2 separate regions of the Homo sapiens genome follow, and region 2 is linked to region 1. Evidence: read pairs that join two places in POLR2A ChIA-PET (ENCODE). Cell type or tissue: MCF 10A. All regions are shown on one strand. Each heading gives the region's core, and the rest is flanking DNA. Links, peaks and the distances in the headings are about the cores only.

The links. Peaks named below come from ENCODE experiments on the same cell type or tissue, not always from the same donor. Only the 100,000 strongest peaks of a DNase experiment are listed, where the experiment ranks them.
Region 2: POLR2A ChIA-PET joins it to region 1 with 9 read pairs; 3 of 35 experiments call an interaction of 5 or more read pairs at or near these places.

Annotation. Positions count from the first base shown.
Region 1 is chr22:31,251,212-31,256,587 of GRCh38, forward strand. All of the region lies in intron 2 of LIMK2 (LIM domain kinase 2), which reads left to right. Among named protein-coding and RNA genes, the nearest start is that of PIK3IP1, 39 kb to the right of the region's middle. In MCF 10A, for the core only: no CTCF peak of the experiment used is centred there; a DNase peak (open chromatin) is centred at 3,000.
Region 2 is chr22:31,059,079-31,064,454 of GRCh38, forward strand. It overlaps the pseudogene RN7SL633P and a transcript of SMTN not described here. Among named protein-coding and RNA genes, the nearest start is that of SMTN, 20 kb to the right of the region's middle. In MCF 10A, for the core only: no CTCF peak of the experiment used is centred there; DNase peaks (open chromatin) are centred at 2,253 and 3,953.

The DNA.
Region 1 (5,376 bases), core at 159-5,158:
GCATTTTTCTTTTTATAGAATTTCACTTAATGTCCAATACTGATTTAATGAGCTTGGGTTTACACATTATCTCTTGAAGAAAACAAATGAACCTTTGTGTTCCAAAGCAATCCATGTTTAAAGGGAAAAAATTATGCATAACTCTGCCCAGCTTCACAGTAACCTTTGGCAGGTGCCTTAGGTCCTCTGGGACTCTTTTCCTTATCTGAAAAATGAAGGACTTGGATCAGGTGAATGGTTCCCAGCTCTGCAACTTATGTGGCTCCTCAGAGGCACACAAGCTCTTTTCCATTATTTGCCAAATAATGGAGGCCCTGTCTTTAACTGCAGTACAACTACACAAAATACTTGAAACTACAGTCTTCCTGGTTTTTGGTTGGAACTGAATCAGTGCACTCTAGCAACACTTATTTCTTGCTGTTCGTAGGCTTCATTATGTGTTTGGTTAATTTTTTAAAACAACAATAACATATTCCATAATAATTACAGCTTAATTGGCAGACTGTTTCAGTCTATAGGATCTGCAGGAAGGAGGAGTAATAAAGGGATTTTTGACTGAGCTCTTATGGAACAGAGTCTCTCTAGGCCCCTGTCATATCTGCCCTTCTGGGCCCTGGGGAAAAGTTGGCATCCCCAGTTGTGGTGCTCTCCAGGTGCCCTCAGGCTGTGGTGGAGGGAGCTTCCCATTCTCTCCTTCAGCCCACTCAATTCAGAGGCTAGGGGCTGAAAGAAGCTTCTCTACAACTGGCTGTTCACTGGGAGGTTAAGGGATGACCATCCAGCCAGGCCTTCCTCAGGACATGGGAGGGCTTATGCTTTAACATGTGTAAATCCACTGCAATAATGACTGGTTCTTTTACCCCATAAGGTTGAGAATTTACCTGTAAACATTTTTGTCTGAAGAATTTGGATGTAAGTGAGGGCTGGGCCTCTATCTTATCTCACTTGGCTTCTCTCAGCACAGCACCTTGCCTGCTTGTTCTTACACATCCTAGATGCACAGTAACTATTTCCTAATTATTAGAAATCTATTAGAATCAATTGATTTCAGCTGGGCTTGGTGGCTCCTTCCTGTAATCCCAGCACTTTGGGAGGCCAAGGCTGGAGGATCACCTGAGTCCAGGAGTTTAAGACCAGCCTGGGCAACATAGGGAGACCCTGTCTCTACAAAAAATAAAAAATTAGCCAGGCATGGTGGTGTGCACCTGTAGTCCCAGCTACTCAGGAGGCTGAGGCAGGAGGATCTCTTGAGCCTGGGAGGTCAGACTACAGTGAGCAATGATTGTGCCACTGCACTCCAGCCTGGGTGACAGAGTAAGACTCTGTCTCTTAAAAAAAAAAAAAAAAAGTTGATTTCTATTTGGATAGATAAATAAAGGTCATTTTAGGACCTTTCTTTTTCACTTACAGAAATCTGTTTCATTCTGGGCTGAGAAGCAGGTCCATATTGCTAGGCATAGGAGAAAAAGGGGTCTGTCTGCATTTGCCCTTGGTGGTCTCAAATTGGGGAGGGAAAGAAATGAACACTTACTGGCTACCTTCTGTGAGCCAGGCATCATGCAAGACATCTGTACATAATTTAATTCTCATAACCCCATAAGATATTATTAGCAATGTACAAGTGAGGAAACTGAGGCTCAGAGTCATGAAGTAACTGGCCTTGGGTGACACAGATGGTAAATGGCAGAGAAGGAATATGGATCCAGGTCTTGAAAGAGAAAATCTCAACTGATTATCTTTTTTAAAAAACTCATATGTTCTCTGCTGACTCAAAAGGTCTCTGTGTGGATCTGGGTTGACCCACTGAACTGACCATCAGGGTTCCATGCACTTTGTATCTGCCCAAGCCCTCAGAACCCCTCAGTAATGTTTTGGAAGATGAGTTTTGGAGGTTGTCCTTAGGCATAGCCTCAGCGTATGTAGGCCTCTAGGTGATCTCCCCTAACCTGAGGATTTCAGCTCAATTCACTCTGGCTCCTCAGGACAGTGGGATGACTGGTTCAGACCTCAGCTTTACCACCTCCCAGCTGGGTACTCTTCTACCTACAGCCAGGGCAGATTTTGACTTTCACTTGAAACTTCCAAAAATTGAAAGGTAGAAAAACAGCCTTGGCTTTGGGAAGAACGTATGATGTCCATGGCCTCTAAGCATCTGAGGTGGGACATGTTCGAGTAGCACCTTACAGTTCCAAAGTGTGTTCTGGGTTCTTTGTTTAAAAGAACAGAGACTGCTGGGGAATTGAACACTGTGAAGTATATGAAGGAGGAGAATTGTGCTATTTAACATTCAGTACTTGGGCTAAAGGAGAAGCATCACGAAGTGTTAACACTCAAAGGGTCTTGAGCTGTCAGGGCTCCAGCTTCCTTATTTTCACAGGTGAGAATCCTGAGGCTCAGCTGTTGAGATGTGCTGTCTCACTCCGGTGACATAGTACAGTGGATGTGGCTTTGCAGCCAAGCACACATAGCTTCACATTCCAGCTCCATCAATTATGTATTGGGCAGCTTTGCAGAATGATTTGACTTTAACTCTGCTTTTCAGTCTTCTGTAAAACAGGGATAATCCTGCTACCGTAGGGTTGTCAGGATTAGAGATAATATAAATAAGGTACCTCATATAGGACCTGGATTATGGCTGGCATTCAATAAATAGTAGCTGTTAATTGATAGCTAAGCTAGAACTCTGAAGTCTACCATGGCAACTTCTTAAGTGGTCTGAGAACCCAGTTGTGTTCTGTGGCAAAACACAGCTTAGGGATCCATACCCAGCCCTCCTGTCAGCTGTTCACCTTCCAGTTCTTCAGAGACATGTGTGGCAGTGACTTTGGCCACATAGCTGGCTGTGCCCTTTAAAGGCATTCCTTGACACAGATATGTGGACTGGTGACGTTGCTCTCCAGCCAGGTGTTCTTCCCAGCAGGCTGGCCTGGCTGTCTCCTGCATGCCTGTACTTGTTTGTCTCCCTGCTCCCTCTCCTGGGCCTGGCCAGAGCTACTTGCAGCAAACAAAAGCAGGATATTGGCAATGGAAAGGAGGGTGTGTTCTGGTGCTCCCATGCCCTGCGGCGCACATACCATTGCAAGGGCGTAACAGAGCCCAGGCCTGCATTTGGGTGCAAATAAGTCTGCACACAGAAGAAAAGAAGGACCTGGTGACCAGGAGCCATGGAACCCTTGTGCTCCCCTACCTGGGCTACTGGTTCTTGCCACTCCTACCATTTTCAGTTTGGAAATATTTGTTAAGGCTTTGCTCTTCCAGGTCCTTTGCTTGGTGCTGAGTCTACCAAGAGTAAGTGGGATGCTGTTTTTGTCCTCAGGGAGCTAACAGTCTAGTGAAGAAGAAAGATGGTTGCCCAGGAACTTCTAAGTCAGAAGGCAGGAGGCAAGAAGGAAGCCCCTGCTCCTACTGCCAGCCCTCTGTTGGGCACCCCATAGTTCTTCAGAACCACATTTAATCCTCACTGCAGGCCAGGCATAGTGGCTCACACCTGTAATCGCAGCACTTCGGGAGGCCAAGGCGGGCAGATCACTTGAGGTCGGGAGTTCGAGACCAGCCTCACCAACATGGGGAAACCCCGTCTCTACTAAAAATAGAAAAATTAGCCGGGTGTGGTGGCATGCGCCAGTAATCCCAGCTACTCAGGAGGCTGAGGTGGGAAAATCACTTGAACTCGGGAAGCAGAGGTTGCAGTGAGCCGAGATTGTGCCACTGCACTCCAGCCTGGGCGATAAGAGCAAAATTCCATCTCAAAAAAAAAAAGAAAAAAGAAAAAATCCTCACTGCTACCTTGAAAGTAGGTGATGACATTGCCATTTCACAAATGAGAAGTGAAGGGGCTAGCCCAAGATCACTTAGGTGGTAAATGGTGGTGCTAAGATTAGAACCTCAGATCATCTAGGGAAAAACACAGATATGCACAGAGTTAAGGGGACCCAGGGTATTGTTTGTCCTCTTGTTTCACAGGTGGGGAAACAACCCAGAGAGGGAAAGGGGCTTGTCCAAGGCAATTTAGCACCCAAGAACTTGAACCCATATCTCTCTCCTCCTCATTTAGAGCTCATCCCACATGTATCTTATATTGAGAGGAGTGTGAGCCACATACCAAGAACAGTCTTCCCCTCTGCCTCCAACCTCACTGTGCAGTTTTGAGACACTTCACAGCCATACTCTTCATGCCATACCCAGCCCTTAAGACCCTGAAGTTCCCCTTCCATAAGACAAGTAGGAAAAGCTATAGGGTAAAAATAGCCATCAGTGTTTGTTGAGCACCCAGGAGGAATTGGGCACTCCAGAAAGATAAAGGGATTCTCAGGGACTTGCTTCTCTAGACTTCCCTAGCTCAGCTGCTTCAACTCATTCCTGCCCCTCTTCTCTACCTCCCGCAGTGCTCAGAAGTAGTAGAACTCACTGTGGCCTCTCACCTTGCATTGTTGAGTTTTATTTAGACTTTCTCTTCCTCAACTCTTCATAAGCTCATGAAAGGTGAAGTAGGGTGCCCTGTGTATTTATCTTTTATATCTGCAGTGCTTAGCAAGTTATAATAATGCACTTGCCTGGCAAAAGGCTTTCTCTCATACATTAGCTTATTTCCTCTTCACATTGGCTCTTTGTAGTAATAGGATGCTATTAGTTATTTTCAATGAGAGAAAGCTACTAAGAGAAGTTGTCCAGCTAGTGACAGTAAGTGGCTGATAAAGTGAGCTGCCATTACATTGTCATCATCTTTAATAGAAGTTAACACATACTGAGTTTCTACTATATTGGGTCTTTTTTTTTTTTTTTTTTTTTTTTTTTTTTTTTTTTTTGAGACGGAATCTTGCTCTGTTGTCCAGGCTGGAGTGCAGTGGTGCAATTTTGGGTCACCACAACCTCCGCTTCCCAGGTTCAAGCGATTCTCCTGCCTCAGCCTCCTGAGTAGCTGGGACTACCAGTGCACGCCACCACGCCCGGCTAATTTTTGTATTTTTAGTAGAGACAGGGTTTCACCATGTTGGCCAGGCTGGTCTTGAACTCCTGACCTTGTGATCTGCCCGCCTCAGCCTCCCAAAGTGCTGGGATTACAGGTGTGAGCCACCGCGCCCTGCCTATATTAGGACTTTTATATAAGCTATCTCTAGCTAGCTAGCTAGCTAGCTATAATGTTTTTTGAGACAGAGTCTGACTCTGTCACCCAGGCTGGAGTGCAGTGGCGTGATCTCGACTCACTGCAACCTCCACCTCCTGGGTTCCAGTGATTCTCCTGCCTCAGCCTCCCGAGTAGCTGGGATTATAGGTGCATGCCACCACGCCCAGCTAATTTTTTGTATTTTTAGTAGACCAGGTTTCACCATGTTGGCCAGGCTGGTCTCGAACTCCTGACTTCAAGTGATCCACCCG
Region 2 (5,376 bases), core at 237-5,236, 190 kb before region 1:
CGATCTTGGCTCACTGCAACCTCTACCTCCTGGATTCAAGTGATTCCTCTGTCTCAGCCTCCCAAGTGGCTGGGATTACAGATGCATGCCACCATGCCTGGCTAATTTTTGCATTACTAGTAGAGGCAGGGTTTCACCATGTTGGCCAGGCTGGTCTCAAACTCCTGACCTCAAGTGATCCGCCCACCTCGGCCTCCCAAAGAGCTGGGATTACAGGCGTGAGCCACCATGCCTGCCCTGAATAATTATCTTTTGACACCTGGTCTGCAATTCTCATGGAGTTTCCGGTCTGGAAGAAGAGTCTGTATGTAATGTGTTTGGCACAGGTAGGTGCCCAATGGGTGGGTAGATGGATGGATGGATGGATGGGTGGATGGATGAGATGAGTGACTTACTGCAGGTCTCACAGTTATAAAGTAACTCTTCCTGATAGCTCACACTGGCCACCAAAGACACATTAAGCACTGATTAGAGAGGTACTCCATGGACCAAATTACTTGAGCAAAGTCTTAGAATTAGGAATTATTGCAGCATGGATAAGAGGCATTCATTTTATGTTCTCTTTTAGTATTTTTCCCAACAAGATCCTGAGAAGGAGGATCTGGATGGAGGTTCTGCCAGAGCCCCCTGGAGCAGAGCCAGGAAGTTGAGTAGGGAGTAGCGCCCCACAGCCCATATGAGCAGGCAGGAGCAGGCCAAGCCTGAGGGTCGGGCCTCAGAGGCCTGGCCTGGCCGTATTTAGTTTTCAAGGCACTGGAAGGCTTCTCACCTCCTCTGCTGTCCAGGCACAGAAGCAAGGCCACCCACAGTTGCTGAGTCAGGGAGGCCCCTAGGGCAGGAACAGAGGCCCCACAGTGGGGTAACTTGAACACAGTGGTTCAGAGCCTGGTCTCTGTCAAGAAGATATGGTGCTGGGAACAGTGGTGTGTCCCTGTGGTTCGCGCTCCTCGGAAGGCTGAGGCAGGAGGATAAGCCTAGGGATTCTTGAGCCCAAGAGTTCTAGGCTGTAGTGTACTATATTGATCGAGTGTCTGTGCTAAGTTCAGCTTCAATATGGTGACCTCCTGTAAGCAGGGGTGTCTAAGGAGGGGTGAACAGGCCCAAGATGAAAATGGAGCAGGTCAAAACTGTGCTGATCAGTGGTGGGATTGTGACTGTGAATAGCCACTGCATTCCACCCTAGACAACATAGTGAGACTCTGTCTCTAAAAGTAAATAAATAGGCTGTGCGCAGTGGGCTCACGCCTGTAATCCCAGCACTTTAGGAGGCCAAGGCAGGCGGATCACTTGAGGTCAGGAGTTCAAGACCAGCCTGGCCGATATGGCGAAACCCTGTCTTTACTAAGAATATAAAAATTAGCTGGTCATGATGTCATGTGCCTGTGGTCCCAGCTACTCAGGAGGCTAAGGCAGGAGAATCACTTGAACCCGGGAGGCAGAGGTTGCAGTGAGCTGAGATCACATCACTGCACTGCAGCCTGGGCAATGAGTGAGACCCTATCTCAAAAAAAAAATTAATTAAATTAAATTTAAAAATGTAAATAAATAAGTAAATAAATAAATAAAAGCTGTGGGTTCAAATCCTGCTCAACAACCAATAGCTGTGTGCCTGGCCTACATATCACCTATCAGAGCCTTTGTTTTCTTTATTTGTAAAAACAACAACAAAAATGGCGGTAAAAACAAGCACCATTACTGAGTTGGTTATGTACAAGCCTCTGCTAAGCACCTTACCTGCATTATCTTATTTAATTGTCATCACAATAAACAAGTATTATTATTGTCCTCCTGAAACAAAATACATGAGAACGGTGTCTCTCATCCATGCTGCCGTAATTTCTAACCCAAGCCGCTGCTCATGCAGTCCCATCTACCTGGAGTGTATCTCTTTTTTTTTTGAGACGGAGTCTTGCTCTGTCTCCAGCTGGAGTGCAGTGGTGCAATCTTTGCTCACTGCAGCCTCTGCCTCCCGGGTTCCAGAGATTCTCCTGCCTCAACCTCCCGAGTAGCTGGGATTACAGGCAAGTGCCACCACACCTGGCTAATTTTTGTATTTTTAATAGAGTCGGGGTTTCGCCATGTTGGCCAGGCTGGTCTCAAACTCCTGTCTTCAGATGAGCCACCTACTTCAGCCTCCCAAAGTGCTAGGATTACAGGCATGAGCCACTGCACCCAGCCTGTAACCAACTCTTATGCAACCTTCAGTGTTCAGTGTAAGGTATCCAAAAAGTTACTTCCTGACTGTGAGACCTGGATTTCCAAATGAGGAAGCTGAGTCACACAGGGTGAGATCACATTCAAGTAAGAGACAGAGCTAGAGACCGGGTGCAGTGGCTCACACCTGTAATCCCAGCACTTTGGGAGGCTGAGGTGGGTGGATCACCTGAGCTCGCGAGTTCGAGACCAGCCTGATCAACATGGAGAAACCCTGTCTCTACTAAAAGTACAAAATTAGCTGGGCATGGTGGCGCATGCCTGTAATCCCAGCTACTCGGGAGGCCGAGGCAGGAGAATCGCTTGAACCTGGGAAGTGGATCCCATCTACTCGGGAGGCTGAGGCAGGAGAATCGCTTGACCCCAGAAGGTGGAGGTTGCCGTGAGCCGAGATCACGCCACTGCACTTTACCCTGGGCAACAAGAGTGAAACTCCGTCTCAAAAAAAAAAAAAAAAAAGACAGAGCTAGGAAGTGCTTACAACTTCCTCACGCTTACCTACATTTCAATTTCTGTTATTGAATCTTTTCCCCCTCAGATATACCCTATCAGCTTCTATTTTTATTTTTATTTTTATTTTTTGTGATGGAGTCTTGCTCTGTCGCTCAGGCTGGAGTGCAGTGGTGTGATCTTGGCTCACTGTAGCCTCCACCTCCCAGGTTCAAGTGATTCTTCTACCTCAGCCTCCTGAGTAGCTGGAATTACAGGCGGATGCAACCACACCGGGCTAATTTTTGTATTTTTAGTAGAGACGGGGTTTCACCATGTTGGCCGGGCTGGTCTGGAACTCCTGACCTCAAGTGATCCACCCGCCTCAGCTTCCCAAAGTGCTGGGATTACAGGCATGAACCACCACACCCGGCCCCTAGCAGCTTCTATAAAACAACACTGGGCACCTGTCCCATCCCCTGCTGCCTCCTTCAGCTCCAAATTGCCACCAAAGCCTTATTCAACCCTTTGCAACAGCCCTGTGCAAAAGGTAGGCTAGATATCATCCCCATGTCACAGACGGGGAAACTGAGGCTCAGAGAAATGAAGCAAGTTGCTTGAGGCCTTGCAACCAGCAAGAGGAGAAACCATAGGTGGACAACAGTGCTGTCTGACTCCCACCCCAGTGCTGTTTCCCCACCACAGCGAGCTGACCCTCGACCCCTCAACCTTCCCAGATGGGAGACTTCACCTCAACTCTCACACCTACACAGGTGATTAGGATTAAAGAGAAAATCAACATGAGATCAATTTGAAAGGAAGGGCCCTGCAGGACTAATAGGGTATTTTGCAAATAAGTAAAAAAATAAAAATAAAAAGTAAGCCTCCTTGAAAAATCGTAAAAGAACTGGGGGAATGAATAAGCTGTAACTGTTCTAAATCAGATCGTATTCCTACAAGACACAGGAGACCAGAACAGCTCCCTACAGCCATTAGCTCATCTCACTCATTTACAAGGCTCTCTGCTGAGAGCCAAGAGGGGGCCCCACCCAGAGGAATCATTACCTGGCCAGCACTTCACTGGGATTTCATGTCCCAGTAAAGTTTTTTCCTAAATTGGGGTACACAATTGCCAACATCTTGTTATTTGTCAAAGAATATTAAAAGGAAAAATAAATTGCTACTTTCTGCTGTTACCATCATCTCATAAAATTCAATAACAAGGACTAATCCCAGAATTTGGCAATTTTAAAAATTACCTATGTAAGTGACTCACTATGTTGTCCTAGTTTTCTCACTAGCCTTGGGCCAGTGAGAACTGTATCTAAGATGGGCATTTGGCAACCCTCAGATGAGTAGGAGAGAGAAAACATGTATGCAAATAACTCAGAGTAGCTCATTGCAACTTGGGATGAGAACCACATAAAACTCTTCTAATTACTTAATTTAAAAAAAAAGATTTATTGGAAGAGGGTTTTACCAGAAGATTTTTTGGATTCTGAGGGTTATGTAGTGACTAGGGATCAACCAAACAACCACTCTTGGCAAGGACAGAAAACTTCAAGAACAGGTGGAATCAGCCCATTTGCATGCACTCTCTCTCTCTCTTCTCTCTCTCTCTCCTCATTCTGTGTCTCTGCTTCTCTCTCTGCCTTAGCTGTCTTCTCACTCTAGTTACAGACAGGGTTCCTCCATGTGGCAGAGAACATGGTGGCTAATGTTACCAGAAAAACTCTGAACTAGGTACGGTGGCACGAGCCTGTAGTCCCAGCTACTTGGGAGGCTGAGGTGGGAGGATCGCTTGAGCCCAGGAGTTTGAGTCCAGTCTGGGCAACATAGCGAGTCCCTACCTCTAATTGGCGGTGGAGGGGGGGGCACTTTAGGCAAATTAAATTTAACAAAGTGTAACTGCAGAAAGAGCAATTCACAAATCCAGAGCCTTGCAGAACCAGGATAGGTTCACAGCAACTCAGAGACTGCCACAAGGGTCAGATTACATTTATGGACAGAAAAAGGAAAGTTACATACAGAAAACAGAAGTGGGGTACAGAAACAGCTAGATTGGTTACGGTTGGCATTATTGGTACACTGTTTGAACTGTGGTCGGCCTGCAATTGGCTGAAACTCAGCAGCTGTGACTGGATGAGACCTAGCCACTTGTTACAAGAGTACCTTACGGTCTGTTTACATACCTAATTAGATTACAGTTCACAATGTATGGAGAAACCTTTAGACCCAAATTAATATACAACAGGTAAGGAAGAAGCTTTAGGTTAAACTTAACTCAGTTTCAGTGAGAAAGAAAAAAGAAAGCAACTGCCACAAAAACAGGGAAGGTGTCTGATTGGCCCAGCTGGGTCAGATGTCTATCTCTGGACCAATCAGCTGTGGGGTCTGTAACAACATGGCAGCTCCCATGAGAACGGCATGGTTGGAGTCAGAAGAGGAAGAAGCAGAACTGGGCAGGTGAGCTGGGAAGAGAATACCATAGATGTCCACTATGGAGATGATAAATGCCCTAATAGATGCGCACAAAAAATGTCATGGGCATTTAGGGGATGAAGACACAATTTCTAGCTGTGCAACTGTGGTGATCAGTCAGAGCTTCTTGGAAGAGGTGGCATTCGAGCTGGGTCTTGAAGCCGAGAATCATCTGGAACGTACAGAGATTCTAAATGCCACCTCACATTAGAAAAGAAAGATGATCCCTGGTAATGGAGAAGATAGCATCCG